Regions from separate parts of the Homo sapiens genome. Here regions 1 and 2 are each linked to region 3. A link is a contact called in ENCODE Hi-C data. All regions are on one chromosome and are shown on one strand. Each heading gives the region's core, a stretch centred on a gene start or an enhancer-like site at or near the end of the contact. The rest is flanking DNA. Distances are from core to core; before and after follow the strand shown.

What was found. A loop is a pair of places that touch in the nucleus more often than their neighbours do. Pooled maps may share reads with other maps.
Region 1: a loop to region 3 is called in a map of endothelial cell of umbilical vein, with 23 times the contacts of the local background. The contact joins the promoter of LARP7 here to the promoter of TET2 in region 3. A Hi-C loop is called at or near these places in 3 of 168 maps with a recorded cell type or tissue (CD8-positive, alpha-beta T cell, endothelial cell of umbilical vein and naive thymus-derived CD4-positive, alpha-beta T cell) and 5 of 50 pooled maps.
Region 2: a map of CD8-positive, alpha-beta T cell shows a loop between it and region 3 (8-fold over the local background). The contact joins the promoter of TRMT10A here to the promoter of TET2 in region 3. A Hi-C loop is called at or near these places in 2 of 168 maps with a recorded cell type or tissue (CD4-positive, alpha-beta memory T cell and CD8-positive, alpha-beta T cell) and 7 of 50 pooled maps.

Annotation. Positions count from the first base shown.
Region 1 is chr4:112,635,740-112,638,507 of GRCh38, forward strand. It overlaps LARP7 (La ribonucleoprotein 7, transcriptional regulator), which reads left to right and starts at 1,404. Exons shown (of 13, transcript NM_016648.4): 1 at 1,404-1,500. ZGRF1 (zinc finger GRF-type containing 1) reads right to left here and starts at 1,170. Exons shown (of 28, transcript NM_018392.5): 1 at 1,112-1,170. RefSeq lists enhancers at 967-1,186, 1,757-1,806, 1,847-1,956.
Region 2 is chr4:99,562,692-99,565,391 of GRCh38, forward strand. TRMT10A (tRNA methyltransferase 10A) reads right to left here and starts at 1,348. Exons shown (of 8, transcript NM_001134665.3): 1 at 1,222-1,348. It also overlaps a transcript of MTTP not described here. RefSeq lists enhancers at 452-1,651, 887-1,016, 1,367-1,426.
Region 3 is chr4:105,145,625-105,148,324 of GRCh38, forward strand. It overlaps TET2 (tet methylcytosine dioxygenase 2), which reads left to right and starts at 1,252. Exons shown (of 11, transcript NM_001127208.3): 1 at 1,252-1,355. LOC124900868 reads right to left here. Exons shown (of 3, transcript XM_047416559.1): 2 at 1-1,337. The coding sequence ends at 649. RefSeq lists silencers at 514-1,193, 2,157-2,226 and enhancers at 1,264-1,433, 1,777-1,826.

The DNA.
Region 1 (2,768 bases), core at 154-2,653, 7.5 Mb after region 3:
AGTATTTATCAGTCTCATAATCCTGAAGAATAAGCATTATTACAATTTACAGATTAGGAACCCAGTATTTACTAGTTTAGGATAACTTATATGCTATTTCACAATTGCAAGATAAATTCTCCATTATTTTCCTAAATTGAGATATTACTTCTGGAATGTACAGTTTAAAAAGAACTAAGAAGACTGAAACTCTTAAAGGATGGTTAAATTCGATTATAGGAGAAAACCTAAAAAAAAAAAGCTAACTGGATCTTTTAAAATTTAGAAGAGCTCTAATACTTATTCATTGAAAGTCAACACCCTTTCTTATCTTAGTATTAATCAGAAAAAATTATTTTAGACAACAGCATCATATATATTTAAGTGAGATGCAAAGAGTTTTTTCCAAGTGTTCATCTGTCCACGTCTACCAGACAATTCACCTGTTGACCGACTTCTAATAGGTGAAAGATTAATCTCCAAATAAGTTTTTAAAGACCCCAGATGCTCTGTGATAATTATATACATACATACATACACACAGATATACGTACATACACACATATACATACATATACATTGTGCTACTATATGTACGGACGCAATATATATACATAAAACTCGGTGTTCTCAGTAAAGTATGAGCCATTATTCATTTAAATACTAGATATTTTTCCTTTTTTTTTAAACAAGGAGTATTTTTTGAACCTAAACCTGAACCTCTAAATAGTTCGGATAACAAAGTTTTGGAATCATGAACTCAACATTGTTAACAAACCATCCAGTCCAAATAAACAAAGGAAACCCACATCTCATTTGCCAAGATTCTAAGAACCATAATCCTGTCACCAAATGACAATGGAGACTTGATCCTTTCTCAGTCCTAAATACAAACAGCAAAGCCCTCTTTGGTCCTCATACCTACTCGAAATTGCAAAGCAAGGCCTGGGAAAAACGGTGAAGAGGCACCACTTACTACAAGCAGTCCGAGTAGCTGTGACTGCGACCACCCCAATCCTGGTTCCAAACAGCATCCTTCCCGGTTCTCTTCTTAAGGAGCAGAGTCTTTCGTCCCTTCGCCCCAAATCGCTCAAGTCATTCCTAGGAAATCCCGAGAAACACTTCACCTCACCTGTCAAATTGCACAAAATCCACTTTCGAATTTCTCCCGCGAAACAACGTGACGTCATTAACGCGGGACCTCACCAGATGAGGACCCAAAACTTGGCCCGCCCACCTCCGCCTAAGCCAAAAACCGCCGCTTTCAAATCGCCAATCAAATTCTTCCTTGGCTTCGAGTCTCTCAGCCGGCCGCGCTCTCCGATGCCCAGCCCTCCTGGAACCACCTCGCCTGTGACGTAGGTGGAGCGCGCACTGCCTCCGGGCCCGTCTTTCTCAATTGGGACCGGAAAACGTTGTCGCTCATCCTATGACGCGAAAGTAACCGAGACTATCAGGATCCGGAGACGGAAATGTCCGAAGGCCGCAGTACTTGACCCTGTATTTTGGGAGTCGAACGGAGTAAGTTACAAGCGGCCTATAGGGTCGCACAGCTTGGGCGAAGTCTAATTAACTCTCCGTCCTTTTTCTTGCGGTCCACTCTATCATCTATCGTCCTTCTTACCCCGCCCCCCCGTCCTGCACACCCATCAGTTCCTTGGCCTAGTTATCTATGCGCACGCGCAAAAGTCTTCGGCAGCACTTGTAGTTCCCGTTTTCAGACAGTAAGGGCGCATAGGGGCCCGGCGTGGGGAGGTTTGGGGCGCGCCCGGCCTATGACGGCGTCCTTGCGGAAGTACGGGTGCCGAGAGAAGCAGTAGTCAATAAAGAGAGTGCCGTATTTCGCAGATTGGAGCTGAGCTGTGGCTGCCAGAAGATAGCGAACGTGAGGATTTATATTCTAAAATTATCATCTTCTTTTGCAGGACTCTGCCATCGTCCTCAAAGAGTAAAAAATCCAGTTACGGAAGGGAACTAACACTTGCTAGATATGGTGTGCAGAGTGCGTTTGCAAAGAAACTTAAGAGAAAACAAATGATAGGACACAGGGTGGTGGAAGATCTCAAAGAGTAAGATGCCATTTAACCTGGGCCTTGAAAATTTAATAAGGAAATTTAGACGAGAAGATTCAGACAAAGCAGAACACACAGGCCACTACGTGTTGAGGGACTTGAGTTGTAAGCAGTGACCAGAACAATGATTCTTAACCTGTTGTGGCACACTTCTTTTGAAAACTTAATTATATGGATTAGCTTCTCAGGAAAACGTGCATGTACCTATTAAAACATTTTGCGAGGCTGGGCACGGTGGCTCACGCCTGTAATCCCAGCACTTTGGGAGGCCGACGCGGGAGGATCACTTGAGGTCAGGAGTTCGAGACCAGCCTGGCCAATATGGCAAAATCTCGTCTCTACTAAAAACACAAAAATTAGCGGGGAGTGGTGGTGCACACCTGTAGTCCCAGCTACTCAAGAGGCTTGGTTGGGAGAATCGCTTGAACTCGGGAAGCAGAGATTACAGTGAGCCGGGATCGCGCCACTGCACTGCAGCCTGGGCCACTGAGAGAGGCTGCGTCTCCAAACAAACATTTTTCATATAATTTCCTCAGGAGAAATTACGAAATACTTTTAAATAGCAAACACACACAAATGACTTGGTGTCTTGTCTGACTCACTCTTCCAAGTTATCTATGTCTTTCGTGGTCTTTGAACTATTTTTCAACCCTGTAACTCGCTACAGCAACATGGAAATTAGGTTTGTCCAGTAAAGATGCAATTAATTATTGTCCT
Region 2 (2,700 bases), core at 98-2,597, 5.6 Mb before region 3:
ATTTTTGTTATTTTTAGTAGAGACGGGGTTTCACCACGTTGGCCTGGATGGTCTCCATCTCTTGACCTCGTGATCCACCCGCCTCGGCTTCCCAAAGTGCTGGGATTACAGGCATGAGCCACTGCGCCCGGCCTTTCTTGTTTGTTTGAGACGGAGTTTCGCTCTTGTTGCCCAGGCTGGAGTGCAATGGCGCAATCTCGGCTGATTGCAACCTCCGCCTTCTGGGTTCAAGTAGTTCTCCTGCCTCAGCCCCCCCAGTAGCTGGGATTACTGGCATGCGCCACCACGCCCGGCTAATTTTGTATTTTCAGTAGAGACGGGGTTTCACCATGTTGGTCAGGCTGGTCCCGAACTCCTGACCTCAGGTGATCCACCCGCCTTGCCCTCCCGAAGTGCGGGGATTACAGACGTGAGTCACCGCGCCCGGCCAGGAATGCCCTTTTAAAAGACATGCGGACTAAACGTGGAGGAGCGAAAAGCCCTTTGTTCACTTCAGTTGTCAAGCCTTTTGGGCAGAGGGTTGGGAATGGAAGGGGCAGATGAAATTCTTTCAGAAAGTGACAAGTAATGTGTTGCCATCCTCTTCATATCTGTAGAAAAATTCCCAAATTTAAAGTATTTCAGTGAAATCAAGTAACACTTCGATCTTTATAAAACTGTCCTCAGCTCACAGCACCTGCAGCAACTTCCCCTCGGGCTCTCTACATTTCAGAGAGTTCAGCGACGTCAGCCCTTTGCAGGAAAAATGAGGTAAGGCAGCTTTAAAGAGGTAAAGCCCACGGTCTCTAGCCACGAAGTGGCAGGGCCATAACACGCTTTCCGGCCCTTTAGAGTACAGATTTCCCACTGATTCTTTGCAAACTCACTTTTCACATACTACGGGCCGATGGCAACCCCAAAACACACGCCGACGGAAAGCGCCCCACCACGGGGCGGAGCCTCGCCCACTATCCCTTCTAGGCTCCCAGCCAGCAAACGCATTTCAGAGACGGGATTAAGCTGTCTCTGGCGAACCAGGGAGCAGCTGGGTAGGCCGCGGGGGGCGCCTGTCATCGACGTCATTTCCTTCAGCAAGAGCGCCGCAGGAAACCACTTCCACACCACTGCTCCCCTCTCCCCCGGAAGCCCTTGTTGCTAGTAGGGGGCTGCATGGCACGCGCCCCTTTGCGTCCAGAGAATACCATAGTGCGGGGGAGCGCCAACCAGTGCCAGGACACTTACCGAGCTGAAGAGTTGACAGGGAAGTGAAATCTCAGAAAGAAAGCCTTTCTGGGTTGGCCTGGTTACGGCTCACGCTTCCTTCCACAGAAACTTCAATTCCCAGAGGCAGGGGCGGTAGTTACGCAGTGGAGGCTACGGCGGTTGCGTCTTACGTCATCGAACTGCGGCCATTTCGAACCCGCAATGGAAGAAAGGGGAGGGGTTTATGCGGGGCGGGGTCTGGAGTTAGTGTTTTGGGAGTGGGAGGTAGTTACAGTGATGTCTGTTTTTTCCCGTTCAAGAATTAAGTGTGTACCTGCAGACGTGTATTCATTCATATATTCTTGTGAGTATTGGATGAAGGAATTAAGATAGTCCCACTGTTAAAAATGCAAAACAACGAAGAAAGGCTCCTAATTTTTCTGTGTTGAAAATGAGAGAAAAACATCTCTTGCCTATATTATTTTTAATTTATACAGAAAATTACCATATCACATGATTTTACATAACTCAAGTGGAAAATTAAATTCAAAAAGTGAGTCAGATTCACAATAAAATGCATTTAAATTTAGAATCTGTAAGGCTTTTTTATGGCTGAAGTAAAACAGCCATAGCTTTACTCTTTATTCATTCCTTGAGCTATTTTTCCTATGCTGTTTTGCAAAACATCAGATGACATTTCATTGTTTATAATACTTGACCTTATATAATCTTTTGCTATATATAGATCATGTCAACTGAGAGAGAAATGAAATACAACCCCGTAGATTGTCATTTTCTATTTAGTTTTTTTCTCCTCTACTTCTAATAGGTGATTATTGCAGAATTTGAAGGTAAGAATGAGGTTTGCATCTTGAATAGAAGACTGGCTTCTCATATAGAAAGAATTTTGAAGTAAATTATCCTTGAAGATATTTGAACATGTTTAAAGGCTTCAGTGAATAGAAAATTAAATCCAGAATTTGAGATTCTCTAAAAGAGCCGAAATTTCTTTGACTTTAGTTACAAAACTAAAGTCACTCTTGCCATAAGCCCTTAAATTTTACTTGAAACACTGTATCAGCTATAACACTGTTGTGAGTCCCTCTTCTGTTTCTTCCTCATCTCAAACCTAAAAGATCTTTGTTAACTGAGCACTGGCAAAAAAGTCTGGATCCACTTCTGATCTGTTAGTAGGGCATCTTTTTTCAGCTGCCTCCATATGAGGGCAAAGAGTAGCTGAGGGAGGATTAGTAATTGGATATGTAGCCCTTCACATGTAGGTCATTAAATTCAGGCTGGCAAAGTGATGTGCCAAATCTTTCCACAGCTGTTCAGTTGCTCCTATGGGATCTGTTTTATAAATAATTATACAGTTTTTTCAGAGTTAATACCTGGCCTCCTTAGATATTTTAAACAAAGTTTTAAAGCAAAAAAAACCACTTCATATTCTAATAATGAAGTCAATAAATTTTCTTTTGACATAGACATTTAACTTTGTAGTCATTTGGTGCAAAATTT
Region 3 (2,700 bases), core at 2-2,501:
AGTTACAGAGCTCCGAATGTCAGGGAAAATCAAGCATCCGTCATTCGGAATTAGCTCTGTATCGGTCGGTTTCTTCATTACTTAATTGTACGGGGGGAAACTACTTCAAAGTAAGGGCTCTTACGAGAGGCAACTTAAGCATTTGAAAGTGCAGGTTTATTTCCTCCTAGCGAGAAGTAGGGGGTCACTAGTGAGAAACCTATTTCAATCTGTGAGACGCCCCCTTCTACTCAGCCCACGTGGCTAAAGTAAACAGAAGGTGGGCCGGGGCGGGGAGAAACAGAACTCGGTCAATTTCCCAGTTTGTCGGGTCTTTAAAAATACAGGCCCCTAAAGCACTAAGGGCATGCCCTCGGTGAAACAGGGGAGCGCTTCTGCTGAATGAGATTAAAGCGACAGAAAAGGGAAAGGAGAGCGCGGGCAACGGGATCTAAAGGGAGATAGAGACGCGGGCCTCTGAGGGTAAGGTGGGCGCAAGCGGAGGTGTGGTGCGGGGAGAGGTGCCAGTGGGTGGAGGCGGGGGCCAGAGCGAGGGCACGTGCGGGTACACTCCGGAGGAGGTGGGTGCGCGCGGGGGCGTGTGCGCGGGACCTCGAAGTGGTGGTGGAGTGCAGACCAGCAAAAAGTTTCAAAGGGAAATCTTAGATGTCACGTCTTTGTCCAGGCACCCGTGCCATCCCAACCTCCCACCTCGCCCCCAACCTTCGCGCTTGCTCTGCTTCTTCTCCCAGGGGTGGAGACCCGCCGAGGTCCCCGGGGTTCCCGAGGGCTGCACCCTTCCCCGCGCTCGCCAGCCCTGGCCCCTACTCCGCGCTGGTCCGGGCGCACCACTCCCCCCGCGCCACTGCACGGCGTGAGGGCAGCCCAGGTCTCCACTGCGCGCCCCGCTGTACGGCCCCAGGTGCCGCCGGCCTTTGTGCTGGACGCCCGGTGCGGGGGGCTAATTCCCTGGGAGCCGGGGCTGAGGGCCCCAGGGCGGCGGCGCAGGCCGGGGCGGAGCGGGAGGAGGCCGGGGCGGAGCAGGAGGAGGCCCGGGCGGAGGAGGAGAGCCGGCGGTAGCGGCAGTGGCAGCGGCGAGAGCTTGGGCGGCCGCCGCCGCCTCCTCGCGAGCGCCGCGCGCCCGGGTCCCGCTCGCATGCAAGTCACGTCCGCCCCCTCGGCGCGGCCGCCCCGAGACGCCGGCCCCGCTGAGTGATGAGAACAGACGTCAAACTGCCTTATGAATATTGATGCGGAGGCTAGGCTGCTTTCGTAGAGAAGCAGAAGGAAGCAAGATGGCTGCCCTTTAGGATTTGTTAGAAAGGAGACCCGACTGCAACTGCTGGATTGCTGCAAGGCTGAGGGACGAGAACGAGGTCAGAGCGCTTCTCTTATGCCGCGAAACTCTCCCTTTCTTCTCCCCTTCGCTTTTTCTCGGGCTTCCAGGGACTGGGGAGCAAACCCTGTAGTGTCACCCACAAATACCAAGAGGGAAGAGGGAAGCTTCACAAATTACTGGAGCCTCTTCAACATGGCTGACAAATATAGTTTTAATTCCCTCTACCCCTTTTAAACCTGTAGTTCTGTGTTCTCTTCTCTCCTCCTAATGCTCGTCCCCTCATCTCCCAGAAAACTTACCTTTGTGCCTCCGACGAGCCGGTTTCCCGGCCTTTTTTAATCCTCAGAAAAGTGATTTTTAAATTTGCTTTCCTTTCTAAAATAGTTCAGCTTTGGGGGCACTACTTTTCCCTTTAATCCTCTTCCCCTGTTTCTTTCGTGTAAGTGAAACGAGTCTCCCGTTTATCCTGAACAACCTCAGAGAGAACACTGATAGGGTGTTTTTCGACCCTTTTATCAGCTGTAGGGTCTGGGTCTGGGTTTGTGTCTGCCTCCTCCTACCTTCTTATCCCCCTTTAGGGGGCTGTACGAAGTGAATGTCACAGGGAGTGGAATTGGAGTACACTGAGTGGGTTTTTTTTTTCCTTAAGTCCGCGCGTTTTGTTAGCGGCGCTGAGTGAAAGAGGAAAGAATAGTTTCTCTGGTTCCCCAAACAAGACCAGAACTCACTTTTCTCAAGGTACATAAGTCAGCGCTGGGCTGAGCCTTCCAGCCTGGGGAATGTATGTAAGAGAATTTATGGACAAATCTGTGTCCCGGCTTTGTGCTTCTCCCGAATCAGCTTCGTTTGGTTCCTTGGTAAGTGACAGGCAGACACAAAGGCAGGCGCAGGCCCGGGGAGGGGGCGGGAGGGGGTGGGGAGCGCAGCGTTGGAGTTGCAAGACTGCAAGGTCAGGGGCGCCTAAAGAAATGAAACCCAATCCCAGCAAAGAAGTGAAGAGCAGATTTATAACAGTCCCATCCAAATTTCTCTTTGGCTTCTCTCTTTGGTCTTTCATCTCTCTGCCTTTCTCTCTGTGTCTCCTCTCTACTCTTTCTTCTCTCTCTCTCATACACATACACACACACACACACACACACACCTCACTCGCATCTTGCTGAATCTTTTCACTGGGACTGCTTGTCTAGTTTTATTAAGCTAATAGGGTTTGTATGGAGAGTTTTCTACCTATGACATAATGAAGTGTGGCCTGGATAGACTCCTGGAAAGGCCGAAAATGAAATATAAGTGTTATTTGCTGGTTATTCCCCTCATGATATACTTTTAATTACATTGAGGGAGTTCTCCCTTCTTCATCTAATGTTTAAGAATTGAGAAAAGGC